2 separate regions of the Homo sapiens genome follow, and region 2 is linked to region 1. A link is an interaction called in ENCODE POLR2A ChIA-PET data of the cell type or tissue named here. Cell type or tissue: CD4-positive, alpha-beta T cell. All regions are shown on one strand.

The links. ChIA-PET counts read pairs that join two places held together with the same protein. Peaks named below come from ENCODE experiments on the same cell type or tissue, not always from the same donor. Only the 100,000 strongest peaks of a DNase experiment are listed, where the experiment ranks them.
Region 2: POLR2A ChIA-PET joins it to region 1 with 6 read pairs; 2 of 35 experiments call an interaction of 5 or more read pairs at or near these places.

Annotation. Positions count from the first base shown.
Region 1 is chr6:89,007,759-89,011,758 of GRCh38, reverse strand. No RefSeq gene overlaps it. Among named protein-coding and RNA genes, the nearest start is that of RNGTT, 46 kb to the right of the region's middle. In CD4-positive, alpha-beta T cell, no CTCF peak of the experiment used is centred here; a DNase peak (open chromatin) is centred at 1,838.
Region 2 is chr6:89,260,688-89,264,687 of GRCh38, reverse strand. GABRR2 (gamma-aminobutyric acid type A receptor subunit rho2) reads left to right here. Exons shown (of 9, transcript NM_002043.5): 8 at 80-276. Among named protein-coding and RNA genes, the nearest start is that of GABRR1, 45 kb to the right of the region's middle. In CD4-positive, alpha-beta T cell, no CTCF peak of the experiment used is centred here; no DNase peak of the experiment used is centred here.

The DNA.
Region 1 (4,000 bases):
TTCATGATCATTACAATTTGGGCCAATTCAAAGGTTCGAAGCAAGTTTCTGCCTTTTTTTTTTTTTTTTTTTGCTGGGTTGCAGGTTATGCAGGAAGTCCTTCTTAAAATGGCTTCCTGATGCCATTTTATAGCTCTGAACCAGAGTGATGCCATTTTGTATATCACATTTCACATTTCTGCCCTATTGATCCAGATAGGGGATGAGGAAGCATCACTGATCAATGATTGGTGGTCAGCCACAGAGTTATTATCTGTTTCCCTCAGAGCTGGAAGCATCTGTTTCTAAAGTGTTATGTCCCATGGAGGGGGGTTGTTGAAAGTCAGTGTGCATCCAAGACTTCAGAGATTGGCCAAATTTGAGTAACAAAGGAGCTGTCATAAATAAGGAGGGCTGCATCAGTCTATGGTGGTTAGCTGTATATTGGGAGAGACACACATCTGATTAACTATGTCTAAATGTTGTAATATCATGATCTTAACATCCTGGATAGTCTGGCAGCAATGAGAAATATAGATGGTACAAGTTGTTAAAAGAAAAACTTTAGACAAATTAAACTTAACAGAGTTTAATTACACAGACAATGTTTCATGAATCTGGCAGCCGCCAGAACCAGAATAGGTTCAGAGTAACAACAACACTGGGGCAGCCACATGGTCAAATAACATTTATGGACAGAAAAAGGAAAGTGACATATAGAAAACAGAAGTGAGGTACGGAAATAGCTGGATTGGTTACAGCTTGACATGTGACTTAATTTGAACACACTTTGAACAACAGTTAGTTGCCTGTGATTGGCTGAGACTAGGCTACTTGTTAAAAGAGTAGGTTACAATCTGTTTACATATCCAGTTAGGTTACAGTTCACTCTCTATGGAGCAACCTTTAGGCTATACTCAAAATACATAAGAAGGCAGCTTTAGGCAAAACTTTTAACAATTTAAAAATTTAACAATTCTCCCCCTTTAGGCTAATTTCTTAATTTTTGAGAGATTGACAAAAACTTTAGGCATTGACATTATGCTCTCACCATTGTAAATGGACTTTGGGCTCAAATCTCTCTTTAAGACAGGGTCTTTCTATGTTGCCCAGGCTGGAGTGCAGTGGCATGATCTCAGCTAACTGCAACCTCCACCTCCTGGGCTCAAGCAATCCTCCCACCTCAGCCCCTGCAGTAGCTGGGACTATACGTGCATACCATCATGCCTGGGTAATGTTTGTGTATTTTGTAGAGATGGGGTTTTGCCGTGTTGCCCAAGCTGGAGGGTTACTTTTTGTTAAGGGTTAGAGCAGAGGAGCCTTCTTATTATGATAGAATCTCTTTTTTTCAGACTTGTTAGGTCTTGGGTTCCCTTGACTGCAGTTTCCAAAAGAGCAGAGAAGTATCCTGCTCACAGTACCAAAACTGTATGGGCAAAAGGGAAACTTCCCCTTTGCTCTTTGAAAGTTTGCTGAAAATCAACAGACAAAAGGCAGATTAATAGGAGAAAAGGCAGATTTATTAATGTGTGTGTGTGCATGTGTGTGGGAACCAGAGTGTCACTGAAGCTGCTACATTGTCTGGGGTATATACCCTGGGTTTCGATGTTGCGAGCCAGGAAAATTTAGGACACGGACACACCCGAGGAGTTTAGGAGCAGACGTTTAAAAGGCAGAAGAGAAGAGAAAGAGATACAGCTCTCTCTATAGAGAAAGGGGTCTCCTAGTGCAAAGGACCAGCTGATGGTGAATGTGCCAGATTTTATAGTCCAGTTTGAGGAAGTGGTGTCTGATTTACATAGGACTCACAGATTGGTTCCATCAGGTATGACGTTTACATATTGCATAGGGAAGGCTGGTTGCCCCATCCTAATCTTATTACGCAAATGGGCTTTCCAGTTGACCGGCACCATCTTATCTGCTCCTTACAGTACATGTGGCCGAGAAAGAGAAGGGAAGATGGAGTTGCCATCTTGAACATGTCTGGTTCCTAGTTCCTGCCAGTATTCACCTGTGCAAGCTCCCAGCTCAACCTTACAGGCTGCTCTTTGTTAGAAAATGATTTGGGGCTGCTTTTCATTGAAAAGAAAAGCTTTACTGAAGACTCCCATATCCTTACTATCTGCCTAAGTGATTTCTTCTTAACTCCTGTATCGTCATTACCCCATATCCCAACAGGGTACAGAAGCTTGTATCACATTTTTCATAGGTGAGGAAAAAGGTGGCGGATGTAGACAATTCTTTTGAGGTGCAGGCAGTGATCATTAGAATAAATGGATGAGGGAGATAGAAATTAACTTATAGATGATTCTCTTTGGAATCTGAATGAGCCTGAGAGGCAGGCAGGCATTATCTTGTGACAAAGTCCATGTTGGTGTGGTTGCATTCCTCACTTTCTTTTCTGATCAAGATAATGATATTTCAGGGGAAAAATAAAAGGCGATTGAGTTTCTTTTGGAAAGAAAGTTTCTTGGTCAATGAGGAAATTCCAGAGAGTCTCTAGCTGCTCTTGGGAGGGGGAGGAAAAAAACAAGGTTAGTGAGACCTTGATTCTAAGGCTTCTTTTTCAGGCCTTTCAATTTTCAAAAGCGCTCAAAATGCCAAAACGTCACATTTTGGGGAATCATTTCTTGCAACCCCACATTTCCCTCTCTGAAACATCCCTAGTCGTTTCACACACCAAAAGCTGAGTTGGTGGCTGTGGAGAGAAAAATTGAGTGAATAGCGGAGTGGCAAAGGATCCTATTAAACCAGTCTCTCATTTCTGGGAATAGGCCAGTCCAATTAAACAGGTGTGTCTCATTTTGCAGAGGTATTTGAACCAGAGTGACTCCATCTTGAGTAGGTGCTGGGTAAAATAAGGCTGATACCTTCTGGGCCACATTCCCAGGAGGTTAGGTATTCTTAACCTCAGGATGAAATAGGTCAGAAGAACTGGTATCATGAGATACAGGTCATGAAGACCCTGCTGATAAAACAGGATGTGGTAAAGAAGCTGGCCAAAACCCACCAAATACAAGATGGTGAGGAAGGTGACCCCTGGTCATCCTCACTGCTTGTTATATGCTAACTAGGATGCATTAGCATGCTAAAAGACACTCCCACCAGCACCTCAACTGTTAATAAATGCCATGGCAACATCCAGAAGTTACCCTATATGTCTAAAAAGGGGGGGAACCCTCAGTTCTGGGAATTGCCTGCTCCTTTTTCAGAAAACTCATGAATAATCAACCCTTTGTTTAGCATATAATCAAGAAATAACCATAAAAATAGCCAACCAGCAGCCCTCGGGGCTGCTCTGCCTTTGGAGCAGCCCATTCTTTTTAAATTTACTTCTCTAATAAACTTGCTTTCACTTTCCTCTATGGACTTGTTACCGGTGGCGAATCCTTATGTGTCTGTAGCAACCTCAATTCTTGCCTCCTCAGAGGAAAGAATTTGACTGAGGGGCATAAATGCAGAAGGAGGGACTGAGGCAAGTTTTAGAACAGGAGTGAAAGTTTATTAAAAAGCTTTAGAGCAGAAGGCTGGGTGCAGTGGCTCATGCCTCCGAAAGTGCCTGTAATTGCAGCACTTTGGGAGGCCGAGGTGGGCCGATCACTTGAGGTCAGGAGTTCAAGACCAGCCTGGCCGACACTGGTCACAGCCAGTGCCAGGGAAAGGCAGTCTCTCAATAGATAGAAAAAACCTGAAGCCAATAGATAGATGAAACTCTGTCTCTACTAAAAATACAAAAATTAGCCAGTTGTGCACCTGTAGTCCCGGCTGTTCAGGAGGCTGAGGCAGGAACATTGCTTAAACCCGGGAGGTGGAGATTGCGGTGAGCTGAGATCACGCCACTGCACTGCAGCCTGGGTGACAGAGTGAGACTCCGTCTCAAAAAAGAAAACATAAATAAATAAAACTTTAGAGCAGGAATGAAAGGAAGTGAAGTACACTTGGAAGGGGGCCAAGAGAGTGACTTGAGAAATCAAGTGCCCGGTTTGACATTTTGACTTGGGGTTTTATAAGTTGGCATGCT
Region 2 (4,000 bases), 250 kb before region 1:
GTGTAAAATCGTGACTTAGTGAGATATGAGGGCAGTTCTAGACCGCTGTCAGCAGCCCAACTAAGGCCGGGTGTTGCAGGTATCACGACGGTGCTGACCATGACCACCATCATCACGGGCGTGAATGCCTCCATGCCGCGCGTCTCCTACGTCAAGGCCGTGGACATCTACCTCTGGGTCAGCTTTGTGTTCGTGTTCCTCTCGGTGCTGGAGTATGCGGCTGTCAACTACCTGACCACCGTGCAGGAGCGCAAGGAACGGAAGCTGCGGGAGAAGGTGAGAGGGCTTCTTCGGCCCTTGTCTAAGTCCATGCTGCTGGGTGAAAATGAAGGTCTTCTGGGCCAGGGGGCAGAGGCAGGGGTTGCATGTAGAAAAAGGAGATGTTTGTGCAAAACGAGGAGGATCTTGTTTTAGAATAGGTTCTGGCTTCTACCCCAAAGGATTCCAGAAAGCAGAAGGTCTTTAGACAAAGACTAGGAACTGGAAGACTTGGGTCTCAGACTCAACTTTGACACCTATGCTGAGCCTCAGTTTTCTCATCTGTAAAAGGGAGATTACAGAACCCTCACCTCTACTGTAAGAGTCACATGAGATAATGTATGTGAAAGTTGTTTTGATCTTTCACATGTATCAGGATCTAGACAAACAAACTCTCACTATCATTACTGAACATGTCTAGGGACAGTGCCTCCCTGTCTTATGACCAGAGAAGGGAGAGTTCTAGAACAAAAAGTGCCTTTATTTATCAGTGCCCAGTGAAAATTCAGCCACAGTAAGGACTAAAGCTAAATACCTTATATATATTTCTTTAAAAAAAAACCTTTTATGTGTAGCTGCAGAAGGAAATTGGAAATACTATACTATCTGCCGGGCGTGGTGGCTCACGCCTATAATCCCAGCACTTTGGGAGGCCGAGGTGGGCGGATCACCTGAGGTCAGGAGTTCAACACCAGCCTGGCCAACATGGTGAAACCCCATCTCTACTAAAAATACAAAAATTAGCCGAGCATGGTGGTGCACGCCTGTAATCCCAGCTACTTGGGAGGCTGAGGCAAGAGAATCGCTTGAACCCGGGAGGCAGAGGTTACAGTGAGCTGAGATTGCACCACTGTACTCCAGCCTGGGCGACAGAGCAAGACCCCATTTCAAAAATAAAATAAAATAAAAATACCATACTATCTATAATGTACTGTACTGTACTATATTATACTACAGTCGATCCTTGAACAAGGCAGGGGTTGGGGGGGCTGACCCCTTGTGCAGTAGAAAATCCAAGTATAACTTTTGGCTCCTCCAAAAATTAACTACTAATGGCCTCATGTTGACTGGAAGCCTTACTGATAAGATAAACAGTCGATTAATACATATTTTGTATATGTATTATAAACTGTATTCTTACAATAAAGTAAGCTAGACAGAAAATGTTATGAAAATCATAAGGAAGAGAAAATATCTTTACAATTCATGAAATGGAAGTGGATCATCATAAACGACTTCATCCTGGTCATCTTCACTCTGAGTAGGCTGAGGAGGAGGACGAAAGAGAAGGTTTGGTCCTACTGTCTCCGGGGTGGCAGAGGTGGAAGAAAATCTAAGTGGATCTGCACAGTTCAAACCTGTGTTGTTCAAGGGTCAACTGCAAACTATGAGACAGAATACAACTGGGAGATTTTACAAAGCCATGCTCATGAGCCTTTGGCACAGGGAGGCAGTCTTTTCCATTCATAGTCAGACTCTTATTCATTTTAGTGTTAGGTCTGTGCAAAAGTAATGATATAAACTGCAATTACTTTTGCACCAACCTAATACTAAATAAATAATGCTGACTTGCTACCTGATCATTGCCAATCATTGCACTAATCAAAATGGGTGTTCATCTAAAAGCTGTGGAGATAAAGGGACATGAAAATCTCATATTTATGAACAACCAAGTGGCCATTAGCCTTTTAGCATAAGGGAGCTTTTAAAATTAAAATAATTTATTTTTGCCATGTAACGACATTTTGGTCAATGGGACCTTTAAATTTTAGGAAAAGAGAATATGTTGCCTTTTCAAAAATTGTCTTTCAACACCTGCATTATACCTATCAAGTATTTCCACATTGTCTCTGTTAACTTTAAAAAAATCAGAAATTTATAAATTTGAAAAAGGAGACTTTATTTCTTATAAAGGATTCCAGTCTGCAAGGTGGCCATCCTGCAGGCTGGGGAGTGCAGCCTCCTGTAAAGACCTGGAAACAGGCACTTTGAAGGAGAAGGTGTTGGAGTAGGGGCTTCATGCTGAATATGGCTAAATATACATATTCAACAGGCTATAGGAAGATTTATGAATATTTATGAAGGTAGTCCTGACACATGCCTATTGAACAAATGTGCATGTAACATACAACCCATGTTCACCCTGGGGCGGAGACTTAACATTTCAATGTATTACAATTGGACCCTATATGCAAAAGGGACACAAAGTCACTCAAGTGAACAGCCTCTGTAAACTGACCAGGACTGGTCCATGATTGATGGTCTATCAAGAGAAGGTTACTAAAATCACTCTCTTGTCCAATCAAAGCTGTAGTTATGGCTGGTGGAACAGGGGCCAGGGGTTGGTTGGTTAGTCAGTGTCTGATGGTTGGTGAGCTGCAAATTTTTTTTTTTTTTTTTTGAGACAGGGTCTGACTCTGTCACCCAGGCTGGAATGCAGTGGTTGCTAACTGCACTCCATCTCCTGGGCTCATGCTGTCCTCCCACTTCAGCCTCCCAAGTAGCTGGGACCTTAAGCATGCGCCACCCCGCCCAGCTAGTTTTTATATTTTTAAAAGAGATGGGATTTTGCCATGTTGCCAAGACTGGTTTCAAACTTCTGGAGTCAAAGCCATCTGCCCACCTTGGCCTCCCAAAGTGCTGGGATTACAGGCATGAACCACCGCACCAGCCCCAAATTGTTTTAACGTTGTTTATCTCAAGGCCAGTGCTTGTTTAGCTGAAAGAGAAAAAGAAAAACCTTGTGGCAGTTAGCACACAGTGTATTCTTTAAGCGCAGGGGTGTGTGACTTCACCCTGGCCCTAGAATGGCCTTAGGTACTGTTTGTAATTTGGTATCTTATGGCCATAAAGAATCTGTTCTGTCTTACAATCTCTATTTCAGCATTAATGCTGGTCAGTTGTGTCTAAATCCCAAAAGAGAGGAGGAATAACAAGGTGTGTTCAGCCTCTTGTCTCGTCATGACTGGGAACTCAGTTTTTAAGGTTTCTCTGGGGTCCCCTTGACCAAGAGGGGGGTCAGTTCATCAGTTTGGGGGCTTAGAACTTTATTTTTAGTTTACATCTCCAAATATATTATACTAGGTTGCTTATTTTTAAAGCTCTAGTCAAACATTTTTTACTTCAGAAAATTGACTTGTTTAAACTTCAGTAATTTGTACACTGACCATTATCACAGGACTTTGGACCATATTTAAACACTTTTGATTTATAAATCATTAGACTTTCCTGTATAGAGCAGTTGAAAAAAATAGCAAAGCCTTCATCTGACAAGGCTCACAAACGAACGGTTCACCGGCACAACTTGCCCTGTTTCCATATCATGTTGGATCTTTGCCAGCAACTGTATGACTTTGTTTAAAGAGACAAGGAAGTCATCTATGGAGAGGGCCTCAGGCCGCTAAGTCTCCCCCTCTGTCTGTGTGAGAACAGACATCCTGAGGTGAGAGCTCGTACTCTGCTGTTGTCAAATGTAGGATTTAAGACCAAGAAGCATAGTTGCTGGAGAGCAGACAGAGGTGAGAAGGCACCATCTGCTGCCTCACAGAGAAACTAATATTCATAGTATTGAAATGTTTCCCAATAGAGCTGAGGTTCCTAAGTGGATGCCATGGAGTACCTTCCCTGGAATCACCTCCTGAGTCTGTTAAAAATAGATTCCCGGGTTTGAGACAGGGTCTCAAAAAATAGATTCCCTAGACCACACCCTAGGTCTACTGATTCAGAATCTTTGAGGATGGCA